Linked DNA regions of Homo sapiens: region 1 is linked to region 2. Evidence: chromatin loops called from intact Hi-C (ENCODE). Cell type or tissue: heart left ventricle. All regions are shown on one strand. Each heading gives the region's core, and the rest is flanking DNA. Links, peaks and the distances in the headings are about the cores only.

What was found. Hi-C counts contacts between places; a loop is a spot of excess contacts. Peaks named below come from ENCODE experiments on the same cell type or tissue, not always from the same donor. Only the 100,000 strongest peaks of a DNase experiment are listed, where the experiment ranks them.
Region 1: a loop joins it to region 2, with 1.9 times the contacts of the local background. A loop is called at or near these places in 33 of 110 quality-filtered maps.

What each region holds. Positions count from the first base shown.
Region 1 is chr14:24,061,505-24,073,292 of GRCh38, reverse strand. It overlaps CARMIL3 (capping protein regulator and myosin 1 linker 3), which reads right to left. Exons shown (of 40, transcript NM_138360.4): 27 at 11,621-11,788; 28 at 10,726-10,813; 29 at 10,447-10,584; 30 at 10,110-10,173; 31 at 9,760-9,968; 32 at 8,947-9,047; 33 at 8,020-8,335; 34 at 7,543-7,671; 35 at 6,829-6,895; 36 at 6,637-6,726; 37 at 4,591-4,709; 38 at 4,327-4,507; 39 at 4,046-4,156; 40 at 3,564-3,914. The coding sequence ends at 3,889. It overlaps LOC105370412 (a long non-coding RNA gene), which reads left to right and starts at 5,104. Exons shown (of 2, transcript XR_943619.2): 1 at 5,104-6,197; 2 at 6,296-6,509. CPNE6 (copine 6) reads right to left here and starts at 1,731. Exons shown (of 17, transcript NM_006032.4): 1 at 1,652-1,731; 2 at 189-360. The coding sequence starts at 356. In heart left ventricle, for the core only: no CTCF peak of the experiment used is centred there; no DNase peak of the experiment used is centred there.
Region 2 is chr14:24,147,867-24,155,866 of GRCh38, reverse strand. It overlaps RNF31 (ring finger protein 31), which reads right to left. Exons shown (of 21, transcript NM_017999.5): 1 at 7,977-8,000; 2 at 7,745-7,891; 3 at 7,454-7,609; 4 at 7,166-7,225; 5 at 6,991-7,066; 6 at 6,284-6,461; 7 at 5,419-5,806; 8 at 4,979-5,269; 9 at 4,488-4,736; 10 at 4,197-4,382; 11 at 3,875-4,081; 12 at 537-710; 13 at 355-453; 14 at 175-264. Among named protein-coding and RNA genes, the nearest start is that of RNF31, 4.4 kb to the right of the region's middle. In heart left ventricle, for the core only: no CTCF peak of the experiment used is centred there; a DNase peak (open chromatin) is centred at 4,661; H3K4me3 peaks cover 1,095 bases; H3K27ac peaks cover 274 bases.

The DNA of each region.
Region 1 (11,788 bases), core at 3,789-11,788, 86 kb after region 2:
GCAACCCCACTGCCTCTGGGTCAATCTCAGGACCCTCTGGGACACCATCTCCAGGGTACCCAAGCGGCCTCGAGAAGGCGCCGCAGAGTCCACACATTTCCCTGCAAGGCTTTCACTGCTCCCACCCAGCCTCCCTCTTTCCCAAGCTTAACCCAGGTTAGTTAAGGAGAAACCTGAGCTGCTCTCACCTCCACCCACTGCTCATCAGAGTAGAGCTTGAGCAGCACGCAGGGGTGGGGTTTGGTGAGTGTGTCCCGGTCCAGGAGGCCATGGCAGGACACCCGCAGCTCCACCCGAGAGGCCCCCAGCGTCATGGTTGGGGGCTCAGGCACCCATCCCATCTCAGGGTCCGACATGTCACTGTGGGGACAGAGCAGGTGGCCTGGACTCTGGAAAGGGAACACCTGCCAGCAGAGGGGTCTATCCTCTAGGGTCCCTGGGCCCCACCCCTTAACCTCCTTCCCTAGACCCTGGGGCCTCACGGACCTCCTGCTTCCTCAGCTTCACCAGAGTTCTGAGCAGGGGAGGGCAGAGGACCTGAGCCTCCCACTCCTGCTCAGAAGCCCTGTGCTGCTGGCCTAGGTATGCGTGGATGGGGCTGGAGAGGGCTGAAGGATTGGGGTGGGGATGTTCCTGGCAGTCTTGGCTCCTAGGCCATCGATTGATCTACACTTTCTGCCGCCTCAGCACCTTCTGCTATTTCCCGACTGGTGTTGTGCCAGCGCTGCACTCAGTCTTGGCACGAGGGAGCTAAACTAGGGCAAGGGGGTGGGGCAGGGGGTGGAGAGGCCTCTGGAGTTCTGAAGAGGATGGGTCTCAGAAGTGGAGTCTGCAGTGGGCAGGAGACAGGTTGGAAAGTCCCCTGCTGGGCTATCCCTATCCACTCCCTACCCCCATTCCCCTTCTGGCTAGCTGATGGAAAAGGAGTGGTGGTGGGCTGGGAGGCAGGACCAGGGCTCTGCTGAAAGCTCCTTCAGGCTCCTGGCAGGAGCTCTAACTGTGACAAGCCTCACATCCCTCCCCACCTCCCCTGTTTTCACACTTCTTGGCAGCACTGGCACCGTCTCTTAGCGACAGGATTTTTGGGGAGTCGTGGCTCCCTCCATGCTGCCCGTGGGATGCACGCATGCCACCTTCCCCCAGCAGTGGTACCAAGCCTCGGGCTGAAGCAGGCAGGGGTATGCCGGCCAGAGTTCATGGCCGGTCAGTCCATCTATCTGTGTCTGTACAGATCTCAGGGTGAGGCTGTCTGATCCCATGTCATGCTTCCCCGAGTGAGTGTGCATTGGTGTGTCTGAGTGCCCCACCCTCCGTGTCTGTCCCCCCATGTCGTGTGTCCGTTTCCAGGAGGGTGTGACAGTTCCTGTACCTCCCTCAGAAGTGGGACCTTTCTCTGGCTGGGTATCTACCTCCCCACAGTGTGTGCCTTTCTGGATATGTGAGGGAGGGTCTGGGCTGGGGGAGGGGGGTCTCTGCCTTCCAGCCACAAGTCTCCCAGTTCTTGGGGGTCCCCGAGATAGGCAGGGGCTTGTGGTGGTGAAGGGATTGGGCAGGGCTGGGATCTCTCTGCGGGCTCCAGGAGATGTTGTTATGGAGACTGGGCCAAGCTGGGCTGGGCTGGGGCTGGGCTGGGGAGGAAGGGTGGGCTCACCTGGGCTCTCGGTCGGGGGCTCCTCTCTCCGGCTCTCTGGCCCTGGCCCTGACTCCCTTGCTGCTCCAGCCGCTGGCGCCGGCTCCAGCTCCGGCTCTGCTGCTATTTATGGGGCCTGGATGGGGAGGGGTGGGGGGGGGCGCAGCACCAGCTCCCCCCGCGTGGATGGATTGGGAGGGAGAAGAGGGAAGGGGCAGGGCCACAGCCTGGGAGGGAGCCACAGAACCGGGGGAGGAGGGCAGGCTGGGGGTGGCTTAGAGGCAGGACCCCCACAGACACAGTGACACACATCTTCCCCTTCACACTACACCCACACCCAGAATCGCAGAGATGCGCACATTGCAGTGGCATGCACATACACATTCAAACAGAGAAATGATGGCGACACATGCACCCACGACTCACAGGCTCACACATATCTTGACACACACAGGCGCCAGTACATAAACTCACTGTGACACCACGACAGTTACAGCCCCCGGCGGATACACATTGGGAAACATACCCCTTCTCACATCACTTTCAACATTGTTACACTAGCTAAGGATATCTGCAGTCACATATACAGGAACACTGGGCTGTCCTTGTCACACATGTACTCACTCAAACTAACCCGGAATACAGCAGGATGTGATCTTCCCGTGCTCCTTAAAAGCCATCACATACCTTGCTGAACGTCATAGCTTTGAGAATGATGTCCAGTTCCCTAGCCACCATTTTATAAGGAGACACAGGAAATGGACATAATTGCTTAAGGACACCCAACCTCATATCCTGGTCACATGAGGGCATCTGCTGAAGGACTGACTCCCAAGGCTTCTTCCCGGTGCCACAATGTACCCAACACCCCCCAAGATTCAACCCATATGGCCTTACCCTTGTGGGAGGGGCTGTGCCATGCACAGATCTTAAGGAAACAAAACAAGTAATTCCTGGTGAAATCAGTAAGTAAGGGAAGTAAGCAGTTGCCTGGGGAGCTGCAAACCACACATGAAGACATTTGGGCACATTGTGGTCTGCGATGAGTACGCAAGAGCATTTACCTTCGCCCTCCATCCCCTTAAGCTGCTCATGTATTAATATAGCAGCCATTTATTGAGCATCTCCTGGGTGTCAGGCACTGTGCCAGGTGCTGGGGCTACACAGGTGATTAAGACACAGCCTCTGCCCCTGGGGGAGGCAGATGTATATGGAACAGAAAGACAGGCAGACAGAGAGAGGATAAGCCAATACGCATACGCAATGAAGCGTGACAGGTGCAATGTTATGGACCTGCTCAGGATGCAGTGGGAGCACATTAAAGCAGGGTGCAATATGGATGAGTGGGGAAGGCATCAGGAAGGACTTCACAGAGGAAGGGGCTTTTGAGTGGGATCTTGAATGCCAAGATAGTATTTGCTAGAACACCATGGGAGACAGCTACTTTAGTTGCTGACCTCATGCCACAGAGACTTCTGTTCACCTGCAAGCCACTCTGCTATTGAGACTTCTGACTAGTGAGGGTGCCCCCAGGACGACACAACATCATGTAATTCCCCCATTAGTGTGCATGCATGCACACACACACACACACACACACTGCTCCCGTGTCCCTCTGGTACACTGGGGCTTCCAATCCCATTACACCCCCAAAAGCTGGACAGACTTTGTGTTGGTTTCTGTCCTTTTGGTTCTTTCTCCAGGAAGCTCAGCCCTGACCCTGGGCATAACACCCATCTTGGCTTGGGGACTTATCAGTCCCCTTCCCTCGGCAGTTCTCTGTTTTTTTCTCCTGCTCCTCTCAGAACCCCAAGTCTATCCCTGTGGAATGTTTCTCATTTTTCTCCACTGTGGCCAAGCTCTGAGGGTTTGTGGGAAGAGAGCAGATTGTGGAGGCAGTGAATGGGGAAGATAGCAGAGACTCGAGGCAGGCGATGATTTTGTTTTTTTATTCTATACAAGAGGGGAGAGAGTCCCTGGGGATAGAGGGACAGAGATCCACCCTCCTGGGGGAGGAGATAAGCCCCCACCCAGAAGCTCTCTGCAGAGAGAGGTATCGAGGCAGGCACTGACAGCCTCCGTCTCTCCAGGTGGCTCCCTCTGTTCTAGTCCCTGCCTCCAGCTCCCCCATGCCTGGTCCTGCCGTCTTGCCCCTGTAGGACAGGGGCTGGCAGGGGGCCCTGGGGACTGGGGGTGGATAGGGGTCTGAGTCCTTGCGAGGCACATGTCGAGGGCTGAGGAGGGTGTTGTGGCAGTTGTCAGTCTGTTCCTGGCTCACTGGTTCCTGCTGGGGACAAATCCAGGGAGCCCTGTTTCCTGGGCAGGGACAGCCAGCCACCTGGTGTTGGGGCTTCGGGGGGTGTCATGTTGGACAGATAGGTGGGAAGGGGGGACCTGCCCTCTCACCACCAGCACCTGTGGGGTCAGGAGGCCGTCTTCTATCAGGTTCCAGCTTGTCACAGGACTGTGCCCGCCGTGTCCTCTTGGGCTTCAGGGGGGCAGTCCGCCGGCCTGGATCAGGGGGCCCTGAAATAACAATCAAGGCAGGCCTAACACAGGAGTGGGGCTCATGCTGGGATGCTCATCCAGGCTGTGACTCCTGGTTGTCACTCATTCCATGCTCTGGAAGAGGACCTGATGTGGACAGCAAAGTCCTAGAGGTGCCCTGAGCCCCCCACTCAGCCAGGGTGGCAGACCTTGGACTTCGGGCTCCTCTTGGTCTTGCTGTGAGCTCAGCCTCAGCCGGGGTTTGTTGACTCCTGGAGCTGCATCTCCAGCCTCAGCCTCCTCCCTGACCCCTGGCTCCTGGGGAGGCTGGCGGCCCCTGGGCACAGCCACTGGCTTGGGAGGCCATGGAGCTAGAGCGGGGTCCTGTAGCTGGCAGAGGAAGGAAGATGCTGGGTCAGTTAGTCCCTTTGCCTCATCAAAGTGCCTCCCCCACCCATCTTGCCAGCTCTCACCTTGGCATTCCTAGCTGGAAGTGTCCTCTCTGGGAAGAGGGTCCCCTCCTTCTCCTCTTCCCCATCTTGGGAGGCTGGGCTGGGACTCTGGCAGCTGTGGTTGGGGGCACTCTCTTCAGCTGGGGATGAGAGAGAGGAGAAGCTGCAGGAAAAGGCATTCTTGCATAGCTCCTGTCCCTGTCTCCTCTCTCCACTGAAGCCCTGGAGGCCAGGACTTTCTCCCTCCAAGCCCACTTGCTCCTATGTCTCTGCCTTTCATGTGCCTTTTTTTTTTCTTTTCTTTCTTTCTTTCTTTTTTTTTTTTTGGAGATGGAGTTTTGCTCTGTCACCCAGGCTGGAGTACAGTGGTGCAATCTTGGCTCACTGCAACCTCCACCTCTCGGGTTTGAGCGATTCTCCTGTCTCAGCCTCCCGAACAACTGGGACTACAGGTGCGTGCCACCACGCCCAGCTAATTTTTGTATTTTTAGTAGAGACAGGGTTTCACCGTGTTGGCCAGGATTGTCTCGATCTCTTGACCTAGTGATCCACCTACCTCGGTCTCCCAAAGTGTTGGGATTACAGGCATGAGCCACCGCACCCGGTCTTTCATATGCCTTTCTACATCCACGCTCCTTAGCCCTTGTTTCCCAGGATCATCCTGAGGCCATCACCTCTGGAGGGGACTCTGGCCTAGCTGTCCCTCTTGCAGAGCAGTGCCCAACCCCTTTCCTGCTGGGGCAGGGCCCAGGGCCTGCTGGGTCCACAGGCATGCTGCCCATCCAGGCTGCAGTGCCCTGGGGGCTCTGCCAAGGCTGCAGCCTGGCATTCCCAGAACTCTGTCTGAAAGTCTGATTTAGATGGAGGGGTGCCCTGGCACACTCATCCTCCGCCCCAGTGGCCTTTAAGCAACATGAGCCTGTGGCTCTGACACTGGAAAGTGTTGTCTGCATGTGGATCTGTGAGGTGTGTGTGCAGTGGGGCAACTGACTATTGCGGTTTCCTAAATGAAAGATGGAGCCCTACTTTGGGGCGCTTTAATTAGCCTGTGTATGGGATGGAAAAAATCAGCAAAGATGCCCCCAGTGCTGGGTTGGCCTTGGAGGAGGAGGCAAGGACACAGGCACTCCAAGTCTCAGGCTAGCCTGATTCTGCACTACAGGGGAGAGAGGGGCAGATGCAGAATGGGTGGGATAGGACAGTGGGGAGCATGTGGCTCAAGCCAGACCAGCCCGCTCAGCTCTTAGCTCTTTCCAGCCCTTACGCCCTAGCCTGGTGGTGGGAGTGAAAGAGGCTGAGGGGGTGTCTCCATCTACAGAGAGATTTTGTCTATGTCAATATTGCTGGAGGGTCATGGTCCAGGCCTTTGGCAACTGCTGGACTGAGCGAATGCTGAGCTGACCAGCTTTTCTTTAGTGGCTCCCTAAGCGGAAGGTGCTCTGAAGCCAGCAGAAAGGAAGTGTCATGCCTGGGATAATCCCCTCCCTTTTACTCCTCCGGTCATGGGGCCAGAAAGTAAATGACTTGTTTAAGGTCGCGGGTGGCTGAGAAGGACTAATACTGCAGGTTTCTGACCTCCGAGGCGAGCTCTTGCCCATGTTTGGGGCACCTTTCTGCGTGAGCTGAGGGTGAGTTGATAAACGACTTCTGGAGGAGGCTGGAATCTGAGGTGGGCCTGGCACAGCTGGTACTTGCTGGCAGTTTGACTTGCCCACCCTCTTCCCAGCAAGGTGCAGAGAGGAGCCTTGTCTACAGAGGCTGCCACTGTGCCAATGGTGACCAGAGGCTGCACCTGCCCTGGAGAATTCGCCAGAGCCATCCACAAAGCATCGCTCCTGTTTGCCAACACTGGAGAAGCCGCTTTTGTTCTGTAGAAGCTTTCTTTGGATTGGGTTGTTTGTCTCTTTTGGATATAGCTTTGTAAATATCCTTAAACATTTTCACTGTGTTGACTTCTCACTGCCCCACCTTGGCCATAAATTCCCCAGCACAGGGGCCATGGGCTTCTGTTTCTTTGGACACACCCTGGGCTTTCAGTACTGCTGCCTGAAAAGAGGCTTTCCATACCTATGTGCCATGTGGCCTCTGCTCTGCGCATGGCGCTGAAGCTTGGTTTGGTGCTTTGGGGCGGTGGTGGGGGCTTCCAGGATCCAGGCCCTGGAGTAGAGAGAGGGGATGAGAAAGAGAGGAGAAAGGGAAAAGGTAAATTTGACCCCTGAGAGAGGGGTCCAAAAGGGCTTTGAATGTGACTGTTCTTACCTGCGTCGTCTGAAGAGCGCCGTTTCTGCCAGGCCTGGGTGCTGCCCTCCTGGTCTGGGCCTGGGCCCTGAAAGAACAGTGGGTCAGGTTGTAAGAAAGTCTCCTCTGTGGCAGGACTGCAGCTGACAAAGGGCTTCTGCTCTAGCATCTCCATGTCATTCTCATGTCATTAGTCCCTAGACACTTAAAACTGTTTCCCAAAGAGTGGCACCCATACCTCCCCAGGGGCACAAGAAATGGCTTACACAAATGAGTATACTTCCATCTTTATAGTTACATATGTATTTTACATGTAGTAGAAAAAAACACGACTCATTCAAAAAGCCTGCGATTTTAAAGATAATGTCTAGGTCTAGCCTAAGTTAAAAAAAGGTGAGTTAATTTAAATAAAAATACTATGTAAGTAATAATTCAGGTAAAAATCAGTCGCAAAGGTTATAATCAAGTCACCATTGTTTGGGAAACAGAGCTCTAGAGGTAAGTATTTTTATAACCCCTCATTTTACAGTAAAGAAGGAGAGGTTTCAGGAGGTGAAGTGACCAGTCCAGGGCTCCACGGCAAGTGTGTGGTGGGGGCTGAAGAGCAGCTAACATCTTCTAATGCCAAAGCATCTGCTTTCTCTACTGAACCACCAGGGATGAGGGAGTGGGAAGGAGAGGGTGGTGGACAGATACCCTCAGGACCCACAGTTTGTTGTCCCAGGCTCCACTCACCTCTCGTTTCCCATCGAAGCTCCAACCCTTGGCTCTTTCCAACCCGGGAAGGGCAACACCGTGAACCCTTGGCTGCTGTGCTGTCCCAGGGGCTGGGCCCCCCTCCCCTGGCTCTGACCCCTCAGTGCCCTAGAACAAGGTCTCTTATTTATTAGCAGTTCCCAGTCGAAGGGGGCTCCCCAGGCTGTGAGGGAGTTGTCAGGAGGACCCCTGCCTCACTGAGTCCCTAGCCACGGGGAAGCCCTGCAGAGACCCTCTGAAGAGTCCTTCCAACGCCTGCATTCGCATATAGCACTCCCAGCATGCTCTTGGCCACTGGGTCTTAGTCCACTCTCAAGGAGAGGAGAATTGAAATGACCAATGTTCCCAAGAACCCTGGGTCCTAGCATTCTCCCATTAAGCTTGGGGTGGGGTAGGAGACTGGGTTAAGTGTGGGGCAGGAAAAGGGGAAGACACAGCACCCCCTGCCTCACTTACCATCTTCCGGCGGAAGGAAGGTCCCCGGCCCCCACCAAATCCAGGGAGGAGGCTGCTCTCCTCCTCTGGGCTCCAGCAGGGAGAGGAGTTATTGCCGAGGCTTGGGGGGTCTGGGCTAGGGGGGCTCTCCTGAGTCGGGGGAGGGGGTGGGGGTGGAGGGAGGAGGAGTCCAGTGGTAGGGGACCCCGGCCCCCTGTCCCCCTTGAAGCTCCGGGGCCGGCGAAAGTGAAACAGGCCCCGGCGCCTCTTCTTCTGGAGTGGAGGCAGCGGTGCCTCCGAGAGTCCTGGCCGCACGGTCCTCAGAGTCCGGGGGTAGCTGGGGAGAATCGGGGTAAGTTAGCAACAAATGCCAGATGCAAGCTCAATCCTGGGTCTGATAAACCTGCTTTCCTCTCATCTGGTCTCCCCTGCTGCACTGCAGCCCTTTCCACTTAGTTCTCAGGGAGATGATGCCCTTGCCTTTCCTGTCCCGTTGTAATCCTCCAGCAGCCTTTCCCGCAGACTGATGTTTCTTCCCAGGCACCTCCCCTGCAACTCCTCTCAGCTTCTCCAAGTGACCTGGCTCCTCCTGGACAGACCCTGGGCAGTCTGCAGGACAGTGACAGGGAACACTACCCCCCGGGCCTCTCACCACTAATGGGTATCCTGTCCCAGGGCTGCCCCCCACCTCCCTCTCATCCACACCTGCTCTCCAACCCCACTGTGGTGGTTCACTCTGGCCCCATTCTTCCCAGCTGTCCTGGGAAGACGCAGAGGTCATGGGCCCTGAGGGCTGGGTGGGGAAGGATGAGAATGTGGGGAAATTTCTCACAGAGACTGGCTTTGGGCACTGCTGTTATGGAGACTCCCATGGGAGCTGGGAGGACACAGCAGCCCTTCTAGGGCCTTGGGGCCTGCTGAAAATGGGAGTGTGTTTAGGCATCACACCTAGAACTTTCCTCCAGGACCCTTCGGCTGAAGAAGTCCTCCAGCCCTTCATCCAGGCGGGTGGCCATCCCATTCTCCTGACGAGTCCCAGGTGCTGGCATCTGCTGGGAGGAAAGTCCCGTGGGACATCTCATCTAGGTCAGGAAGCCCCACCTCCCATCCACTCAGAGCATTCCCCTTTGGGCTTGGACATTTATGGAAATGTAGACTTCAGTTCACCCAGTGTTTCTTTTTCTTTTTTTTTTTTTTTTTTGAGACGGAGTCTTGCTCTGTCACCCAGGCTGGAGTGCAGTGGCATGATTTTGGCTCACTGCAACCTCCGCCTCCTGGGTTCACGCAGTTCTCCTGCCTCAGCCTCCCGAGTAGCTGGGATTACAGGCAGGCGCCACCACGCCCGGCTAATTTTTGTATTTTTAGTGGAGATGGGGTTTCACCATCTTGGCCAGGATGATCTCGATCTCTTGACCTCGTGATCTGCCCGCCTCAGCCTCCCAAAGTGCTGGGATTACAGGCCTGAGCCACCATGCCCAGCTCACCTAGTGTTTCCTAAGCTTGGTGGCTCTTGGTGTTCTTGGTGGCTCTATCCTTCACCAAAATAAGAATGACACTGCCCGGCAGACAGAGCTTTCTTATCTGTGACAAGGTCTAGCTCTCATAAAAACTGGGCAATCCCTCATCTGTTCATTGGCATGCCTGGACTCCTGCCCAATCCCTCAAGGCTACTGTCTCTGGCATTTGGGTCCTAAAGGTAAAACTCCTGGCTCTGGTGTCACTGAGTGAAGGGGATCCTCTTGTGAAGCCTTAGGGACTCACACTGGGTCGACCAGGTCCTGGAGGTGTGGTCCTGGGGGGGCGGGGCCTCCCTTGTGTTTGATGCCTTAGTTTGTAACCATGAGTGGGCAGCTCAGATAGACCTTCCCAGGAGCCACTAGCTGTGGGCTGGCTGCCCCCAAGTCCTGAGAACCAGCCAGGGGGGATCCCCAGATTCCCCAGTTGGCTTTCCATGTCCTGAGGGCTCCCGCCTGCAAAGACAGCAGCATTAGAGGGACTAGCAGAGGAATGGGGAGAAAGCAGGATGGGGAGACAGAGAAAAAATCAAGGGAAAGAGGGGCTACAGAGGGCGGGAGTCTGGAGTCCATGAGAACGGAGGCTGGGAGACTCACTGATGAAGGCAGACACCGGCCGAATCTTGCGGCAGCGTTTCTGCTTTTTGATGGCCATGGTGTCCTGCAGAAATGAAGACGAGTGGCAGGGCCAGGCACCTCACCCAGAGCCATCCATTCCTCATGAAACCTTATTTGAGCCCATCCTGCCCCTCGCTCCTCAGGGGGCTGAGGCACTGGGATGAGGGAAGAGGTTGGGCTGGATTGAGATTGGAGGCAGAAGGCCAGGCACAGTGAGGTGGCCAGGGGAGTACAGATCAGTGGAAGGGGACAGTGTTGTGCAGGTTTAAGGGCAGGGCCCAGGTTATTAAGGAGGAGCAGGGAGCGGGGGGCTCACAATGTTGGTCCCAAGTTCATCATCTGTGGTCTCCTCATGGTCATGGTTCCGGCCTCGGCCCCGGGAGGACAGATCCTGCCCTTGGCCTGGGCACCCTGGTGGATCTGACAGCGTCCTTAGCTGGGTCAGGTGCCGGGCCTGGGGAAGGGCAGGTGTGAACAGAATTCCATGGAAGCTGCCCACCTCCCAGGGCCTTGAAGGGGAGGGTGATTAGGGAGACAGGATAATGTGGGGTGGAGGGCGTGCCCGAGCCAGGCCAGGCTGCAGAAGAAGCCTTACCAGGCTCTTGTGGGAATGGTAGAGCTCTTGCAGGATCTCATCCACTATGGAGCTGGTTAGGTAGGTGACGACTGAGAGCTTCACTTCACTGTGGGCACAGGTGGGGCTACTCAGAACATTAGCACCTCAGTCCCCCGCATGGCCCCTGAGGCACTCCCTCTCCCAGAAGCCTGAGAGAACGGCCAGCTGGCCTGGTCTGTCTGCCCATGGAGCGCATGTGGCTGCTGAAGGAGGCAGCCTAGCCCTTGACACTCATTTCTCCACAAATACACGTCTAGTCCCACCCCAGAGCCCCCAGCCCAACTATGTGTGGGGAAAGAGGAATTCGAGGAGAAGGAGCAAGGGGGCCCTAGGTCAGGCCCCTGGAGCCCCAGTGGAACAGAGCTAGGTAATTGGGGTGCTGAGTAACTAAACCCTGCTAGTTGCTACTGTGAGGGTAGGAAAGACCCTTCCTTGGGCCTAGCTGTTTCATAGGTATGTGTACTAGTTTTCCTTTGGTTTGGTGAGTGGTGGCACCCAGACCCAGAATGAAAGAACTCTAGGGGCAATGAAAACTGGGAGGAAGACAGTGCTTCCATGCACCCAACTCAGGTACTTTTCTTTGTCCATGCCTCCGAGGAGGCCCTGCTATCCCATTCCTGGTGTATTTGTGTGGGTATGTGTGTGTACACCTGTGTGGGCACAAACTTGGCTCCTAAACCCCAGCTCAGCACTTAGATTTCTAGGGCAAAGACCAGCCAGACCCTAAATAGCAAGGTTGCACTTGGTTAAAGATTGATCCTTGTAATGGAGATTGTGCCATTCATTATTCATTGCTGATAGCTCTCCAGTCCTAAGTCCCTAAGTGATCTGGGCCAAATCCAGCTCAGCCCCAGCCCTGCCCTTTGCCTCTCACTCCAGCTTGTTCTGAATGTCCTGTCCTGCTTGCTCCAGCAGTGCCCCTCGGATGAAGTTCCGGGGCACAGTGACACGCTCCGCCACATTGCTCAGCATCTTGTTGTGTCCCTCGGCCACCCGCATGGCCACAGGGCATAACTCCTGTGTCAGGCTGACCATGGACTCC
Region 2 (8,000 bases), core at 1-8,000:
TCCCTCCCTCTGCTTCCCTTTCTCCTTGTGCCTAGTCTTTCTGAGTAGTCTGTAAGCTCTTTTGACCTCAGAGCTCATGTCTGTTTTGCTCTCCAGTACACAAACTCCCCTGAGTCTAACACAGTACCTGGCAGTAGCTCAGCAAGTATTTCTGAAAGGATGAATGTGCCTCACCTGGCGCTTGCAGCGCACACAGAAGGTCTGGTGACACTGGGGACAAGTTGCCTCCAGCTGCTCACGCTCATATATGAAGCCAAAGGAGCACTGGAAGTGCAAGAGCATAAAGTTATCAAAGGCCTGACCTGGAACCATCCCCTGCCCCTCCACAGTAGCTGCCCTGGGCAGGCCACTTACCTGGGCACACCACAAGAACTTGGGGTCCCGCATCAGCACACCCTCGGTCAGCTTCTTATGGAACAACGCATAGGCATCTGGCTCTAGGCTCTCGCGAAGCTGGGGACAGGATGCAGAGGTGGTGGGTGGGAGGGTCCCTGTTCAAAGCTCAGGGTACCTGAGTCCTAGAGGGGCTGCAGTACCTGGATGTCAAGGGTAGAGAAGTAGCTGAGCAACTGTGTGTCATCGGTGAGGTCGGGGCGGCCACAGGCAGGGCACACCATGTCTGTGATGTGCTTCTCCTTCAAGGCGATGGTGAAGTGCTGGCGGAAGCAGTCAGGACAGATGGTGCACTCACAGGAAGTCAGGGCCTGCATCTGGAGGGTGAGGGGTTGGAGGGGAGGGGGTCAGAAGCCACAGCTGCCAGGCTAGGGAAGAGGCAGTGGCCAGGTGTCCACTAAGAAATCAGGGTCTAATTAACAACTGGGCAGGGTTAACAACCTCAAGTGCCAGCAGGGGCCAGGCAGGCAACGTAAACATCTGAAGACAGTCGGGTGGAGGAAAATAGACAATGGTGACACCTAAGGTAAAGGCAAAAGTGCCTATAAAAACATTCATATTCCATTAAATATACAAATAACATGCTTGAAATGACAAAACTATAGAGGTGGAGAACAGCTTCATGGTTGCCAGGTGACTAGAAGTGGGGGCAGAAGGGTATAACTAAAGAGGTACATGAGAGAGTTCCTTTGTGGTGATGAAACAATCTGTATCTTGATTATGGTGGTGGTTATATGCATCCATACGTGGGACAGAACTGCATAGAACCACACATACACACAGCGGCATATCCATGAGAAAAATGAACAAGACCTGTAGTATAGCTAACATTGGAGCAATGTCTTATTTCTTGGTCTTGATATTGTACTATAACTATATAAGAAGTCACCACTGGGGGCCGGGCACGCTGGCTCACACCTGTAATCCCAGTACTTTGGGAAGCCAAGGCGGGCGCATCACTTGAGGCTAGGAGTTCGAGACCAGCCTGGCCAACATTGTGAAACCTTGTCTCTACTAAAAATACAAAAATTAGGCCAGGCACCATGGCTTATGCCTGTAATCCCAGCACTTTGGGAGGCTGAGGCAGGCGGATCACCTGAGATCTGGAGTTCCAGACCAGCCTGACCCGTCTCTACTAAAAATACAAAATTAGCCAAGTGTGGTGGCGCATGCCTGTAATCCCAGCTACTCGGGAGGCTGAGGCAGGAGAATCACTTGAACTCGGGAGGCGGAGGCTGCAGTGAGCCGAGATCGCACCATTGCACTCCAGGCTGGGCAACAAGAGCAAAACTCTGTCTCAAAAAAAAAAAAATTAGCCGGGCATGATTGCAGATGCCTGTAATCACAGCTACTTGGGAGGCTGGGACAGGAGAATCGCTTGAACCGGGAGGCAGAGGTTGCAGTGAGCCATGATTGCGCGACTGCGCTCCAGCCAGGGCGACAGAGCGAGACTCCGTCTCAAAAAAATGTCATCGCTGAGTGAAGGTTAGTGAAAAGTACACAGGACTCTATGCACTATTTTTGAAACTTCCTGTAGATTCTACATTTATTTATTTATTTAATTTATTTTGAGACAGAGTCTCACTCTGTCGCTCAGACTGGAGTGCTGTGGCGCAATCCTGGCTCACTGCAACCTCTGTCTCCCAGGTTCAAGAGATTTTCCTGCCTCAGCCTCCCAAGTAGCTGGGATTACAGGCACCCACTACCACACCCGGCTAATTTTTGTATTTTTTGTAGAGACAGGGTTTCACCATGTTGGTCAGGCTGGTCTCGAACTCCTGACCTCAGGTGATCCACCCACCTCAGCCTCCCAAAGTGCTAGGATTACAGGTATGAGCCACTGCGCCTGGCCAACTTTATGTATTTTATTATTTTTTTTAATTTAAGTTTTTTTTTTGAGACGGAATCTCATTCTGTCGCCCAGGCTGGAGTGCGGTGGCACGATCTTGGCTCACTGCAACCTCCACCTCCCAGGTTCAAGCGATTCTCCTGCCTTAGCCTCTCGAGTAGCTGGGATTACAGGTGCACGCCACCACGCCTGGCTAATTTTTGTATTTTTAGTAGAGACGGGGTTTCACCATGTCGACCAGGATGGTCTCAATCTCTTGACCTCGTGATCCACCCACGTTGGCCTCCCAAAGTGCAGGGATGACAGGCGTGAGCCACCATGCCCGGACCTTTATTTATTTTTTTAGAGATGGGAGTCTTGTTATGTTGCCCATGCTGGTCTCTAACTCCTGGCTTCAAGGTATTCTCCCACCTCAGCCTCCCAAAGCTCTAGGATTACAGGCATGAGGCATCATGCCCAGCAAAATTCTTTTTGAAAACATAGCCACAGTAGCACTGTCACACACACACACAAAAATGAACAGTAATTCTTTTTTTTTTTTTTTAAGACGGAGTCTTGCGCTGTTGCCCAGGCTGGAGTGCAGTGGCGCGATCTCGGCTCACTGCAAGCTCCGCCTCCTGAGTTCACGCCATTCTCCTGCCTCAGCCTCCTGAGTAGCTGGGACTACAGGCGCCTGCCACCACACCTGGCTAATTTTTTACATTTTTAGTACAGACAGGGTTTCACTGCGTCAGCCAGGATGGTCTCGATCTCCTGACCTCATGATCGGCCTGCCTTGGCCTCCCAAAGTGCTGGCATTAGAGGCGTGAGCCACCGCGCCCAGCCTGGTAATTCTTTAATATCAGCAAATATCCAGTTTATAGGAATAAGCCCTTCTTAGTTCCTGAGACTCCACGTACTCTAGGTCAGAGTAGTTAGACTGGCTCTGTATGTGTTTTATTTTGGTTTTACTCTGTATTTAAAATAATTGTAGAGGTCAAGAGCTCGAGACCAGCCTGGCCAATATGGCGAAACCCTGTCTCTACTAAAAATACAAAAATTAGCCGAGTGTGGTGGCGGGTGCCTGTAATCCCAGCTACTCAGGAGGCTGAGGCAGGAGAATTGCTTGGAGGAGGCAGAGGTTACAGTGAGCCGAGATCACGCCATTGCACTCCAGCCTGGGGGCAAGGGTGAAATTCCATCTAAAAAAAATAAATAAGTAAATAAATAAATAAAGTTTTACATTTTAGAGATATATACGGAAACATTTATAAACTATATTATGCCTGATATTTGATATCATAATAGCCATCTGTGTATATATGTGAAATAAAGACTGATCATGTTTGTTGACAATTGCTGAAGCTTGATGACAAATACACTGGAAGTGGAGGGGTTGCAGGGGGGTATGGGAATTTGTTATACAGTGTAGTACAATTTTTCTACTATTGCATGTTTGAAAATTTCCATAATAGAACATTGTTTTAAAAGGGAGGAGATAAGCCTGTTCCTGACTTCCCCCTCCCAGGAGCCTTCAGGGGTATATGGGCAACTGAAGAGCAGAAGACAGGATCAGAGATGGAGACTGGGGTAGGATGGGGGTCCAAAAGAATAGAGTAATTCTTGGACCAGGTATCGTGGGGAGGGACTTACCCGGTTGTGGGGCAGGGCCCAGCCACACACGGCACACTCCTGGGCAAGCAAGCGGCGCAGGAAGGCCCGGTCCTGGCTGTGCCTCACAGCTTCTACCACATCCCCCAACTCATAGTTCCTGGGTGTCTCCTGCAGCAGTGACAGTGCCAGCTCTGCCCGGCCCCAGCTGGGGAGTGCGTAGACTGCCAAAAGCCGCCTGACCAGGCTCTGCAATATGATTCAGGTGGAGGGGGGAAGTGCTGTCAGACTCCAGGGACCCTTCCCCTCAGCTCCCTCTTGCTCCTCTAGGTGGACCCTTGGGCTTCTTGCCTCCTCCCAGCACCTGCTTGTCTGGCCCATCCCAGGAAGGGGTGGGCTCAGGGCCACTGTCCCAGAGGCGCTGGCGGAAGGGCTCTAGGCGTTGGCGCTGTAGCTCAGTCAGGGCCCGTGACACATCACCTCCGTGCTGGAACAATGCCTGGAGAGACCCCTCCTCAGGCCCAAAGCCTAGAGACTGGAGCTCCTGCACCTGCAAGATGGGAGTGGCAAGGGGGAATGAAGTGGGAAAGCAAGCAAGGGAGAGTGTGAGAGATGCAGACTCTCGACCCTATCCCATATCCAGCACAGCTGATACCTTCCTTCGCCTGGTCCTCACACACTCCTCCACAGCTTCATCAAGGTTGCCATGACGATCCAGCCAGGCTCTCCGGGCCTCCTGACAGGAAAAGGCACCCAGCCCAGGGTCCTGCTGTCCAGCCAGCTCAGCCACCATCTCCAGGACGTAGGGCAGTTCTGAGCGCAACCACTGCAGAGGCACCTCAGTGCCCGAGTACTGCAGAGCCGAGAAGATCTCCTCTGGACAGGCACCTGCGGCTTCCCCTTCCTAAGGCACAGTCCCGCCCATCAGGAGGGGCACCCTTCACCCACCCTCAGCCTGAACTAAGATGGTGACAGTGGCTCAGCTCAGACATATGGATCATGTCATCAGTGTACAGCAATGGTAACTGCCTCAGTAACAGGCAGCTGCTGCTAACAATAACAAGATTCATAGAAACTATTAACCACCTGCAGCATCTCCTTTCCCAGACCAGCTCAGCCCTACCTCATCGCAGGCCCAGTCCTTACCCGGATCATGCTCACTAGCTGGAGGCCTTCTTCCCGCATCTTGTCTTGGCGCTGCTTCTCAGGATCTCCACAGGAACTGGGCAGGGGGGCACTAAGGCGTCGTGGGGGCCCAGGCTTGGGGGGTCCCTTTTCCAAAGAGCTGGCATAGGGCCGGGGGGCATGTTGTGCTGGAATGGGGCTACTAGTCCGGTTGCACATAACACACACCCAGCCAGGGCTCGAGTTGCAGAAGGTACAGTGAATACAGTACCAGACTTGACTCTGGGCAGAGGCCAGCAAAGCATCCCCCTGCTGGGAAGGCAGAGAGAATTATCCCTTTGACTGGCTGGCTGAAGTTCACAACAGAAATACAGGGAGTTGGGAGGAACTGAAGGAAAACATGGGATAGGGAAGAGAATGCCTGAGGTAACACACGATAAAGAGCTGGGAAGGCCAGTTACCTGAAGGGGTTGCAGGCAAATGCCAGCATCTCGGGAATCCACCACCAAGCTGGGAGGCTGGGCCAGCCGAGGTCGCTCACATATGGAACATAGCACAGCAGCTGCCTCATTCTCAAAGGTACAGCTCTGGCAGGCCCACCGACCCCGTGCAAGATCAGGTTCTAGGCCTCCAGTTCCTTGGGGACCCTCAGTTCCCAACCCCAACCCCTTACAGCCTCGGGGCCGATCACAGGCCACACAGAGCACTGCCCAAGGCTCATTTAGCATGGCACAGGCAGCACAGTGCCAGGGCAAATGAGCACTTGCAGGATTAGGGGAAGAAAGAGAGCTGTCTCCCAGGGCCAGCAGGGAGGTCGACTGGGGCCGTGGTTGGGCTGAGGCAGGTAAACTGTAATGGAAAAGCAGACATGGCCTGCTGAAGTGGCACCTGGTGCCTGGATCCCTCACCTCTAAGCATTCTCCATTTCCTGGGTAACAACTCATGTCACTGGCCTTTGCACACATTGTCTGTCTCGAATACTCCTATACCCATAGCTTATGCAACATTTAAATGACAGCTTAAAGCTCACTTCTTCCTAGTAGATACTGCTAACACATGGCCTGACCTACACTAGGTGTTTAAAATATTGCCACCTGATTCAGCTGACCCTTCAGACTAGGTTGCAAACCACCTATTACCATAACAACCTGGGTTACTGCAATTGCTACCTGCTTGATGTGTATGTCTATTATCTCTTTCAGGGTTCTGACTGGCTACTTGTCCTCTATTAAACAGTCTTTAGCACAGAAACTGGCAGGTAGTCCATAATCAAGTGATCTTAAGTTCTCTAAATTTCACTCCCACCCAGAAGAGAAGCCCTCTCACCTGGGGCTCAGGTGGGTACCCTGCAGGACCCCAGGCAGGGTCTGGCGGAGGTGATGAGCACGGGATGGGTGTCCATGGAACAGGTGGTCACAGGCTGGACACAGGGCCTGTTTACAGGATGGGCAGTGCAGTGTGCCTGGGGCAGAACCACAGAGGAAGCAGGGACCAGGAGTGGAGCCTGGAGGGCAGGAGAGATGGAACATCTTTCCAAAAAAGACCAGGCTACATCTGAATCTGCTGTGGATGGGGGCAAATCACAAGACTACTTTTTAAACATCTGGACCCAAGGAAACAATTTTAATCTCTTTTAAAAAACAAAGAGGCCGGGCGTGGTGGCTCATGCAGGTAATCTTAGCACTTTGGGAGGCTGAGGTGGGTGGATCACTTGAGGTCAGGAGTTCCAGACCAGCCTGACCAACATGGAGAAACCCCATCTCTACCAAAAATACAAAATTAGCCGAGCGCGGTGGCGCATGCCTGTAATCCCAGCTACTCGGGAGGCTGAGGCAGGAGAATCGCTTGAACCCGGGAGGTGGAGGTTGCGGTGAGCGGAGATCGCACCATTGCACTCCAGCCTGGGCAACAAGAGCAAAACTCCGTCTCAAAACAAACAAACACAAAGGAAGATAACCAAGAAGACAGAGGAGCATCCCAAATTTCCATCAATATAGCTTCCTACCTGGTCCCCAATTTAGGACCAATAATACCTGGGACAGAGGGTGTGGTGAGGGGGCCAGGAGCAATCTCTCTCAATAGGGGGTCAAATTCTGAAAGCTGCAGCATCTGAAAAAGAAAGGGCAGGGAATGAATAAGGGTTTAGGGACACAGAGTCTCACAATTCCTGTTTCCTTTGTACACCAGCCCCTTTCCTGCCTTCCTTACATCATCTTCAACCTTGTCTTCCAACAGCTGCTCCAGTGCCTGCTGTCTTGGATGAGTATTCTGCAATAATACAGATAAAAACGGTTTCCAGCTAGACCCCTAGAACAAAGCCCTCCCTCTAAGCCCTGGTCCCTTAACATTCACAGAAGGAAAATCAGTACCCGGAGCTCCCAGAATGCTGAACTATGCCCATAGTTCAGCAGCACGGGGGTCCTCAAACTTACTTGAGTTAGGCTGGGCTCCCCAGCCCTGGTGCATAAGTCCATCAAGACTAGAGGAGCATCTCACCTGCAATAGCAGGCTGAGCTCTGTCCGAAGCAGCAGTACTTCCAGTGTGACTGTAGCAACCTGGTGCTCATCTGGCTCCTCCTGCCCTTCGGGGAAGCTCAACCCATCTGGTTGCTCCTCTGTGTAGCCATATAATCGCAGCACATCTCGGCCCCCCTGCCACACATTCAAACGAGTCACCACCCAGGAGGTTTCCTGCCTAGTAGGGCTGGACCCCTTCCCATTCAGCACAACCTCAGGCCTTTTCTAGCCAAACCCCAGCCCCCTCTCCCATAAGGCCAGGGGATTCACCTGCACAGCATCCACCGTGCTGCGAAAGACAGGGTTATTAAACTTGACACCACGCCAGTACCGAGGCCGCTGAGGGCTGAGAAGGTTGCGGCCGTATTTCTCCAGGATGTTCAGAGCCGTGGACAGGGTGTTGAGGTAGTTTCGGGGCTGGGAGCAAGGAGAGCAGAGAGGTGTGAGCGTGGCCTGGGCCTCAGGCCCTGGTGTCCCCCTTCCAAGCGGGGCCGGGCCTCACCTCCCCATGAGCGTTGCAGCGGAC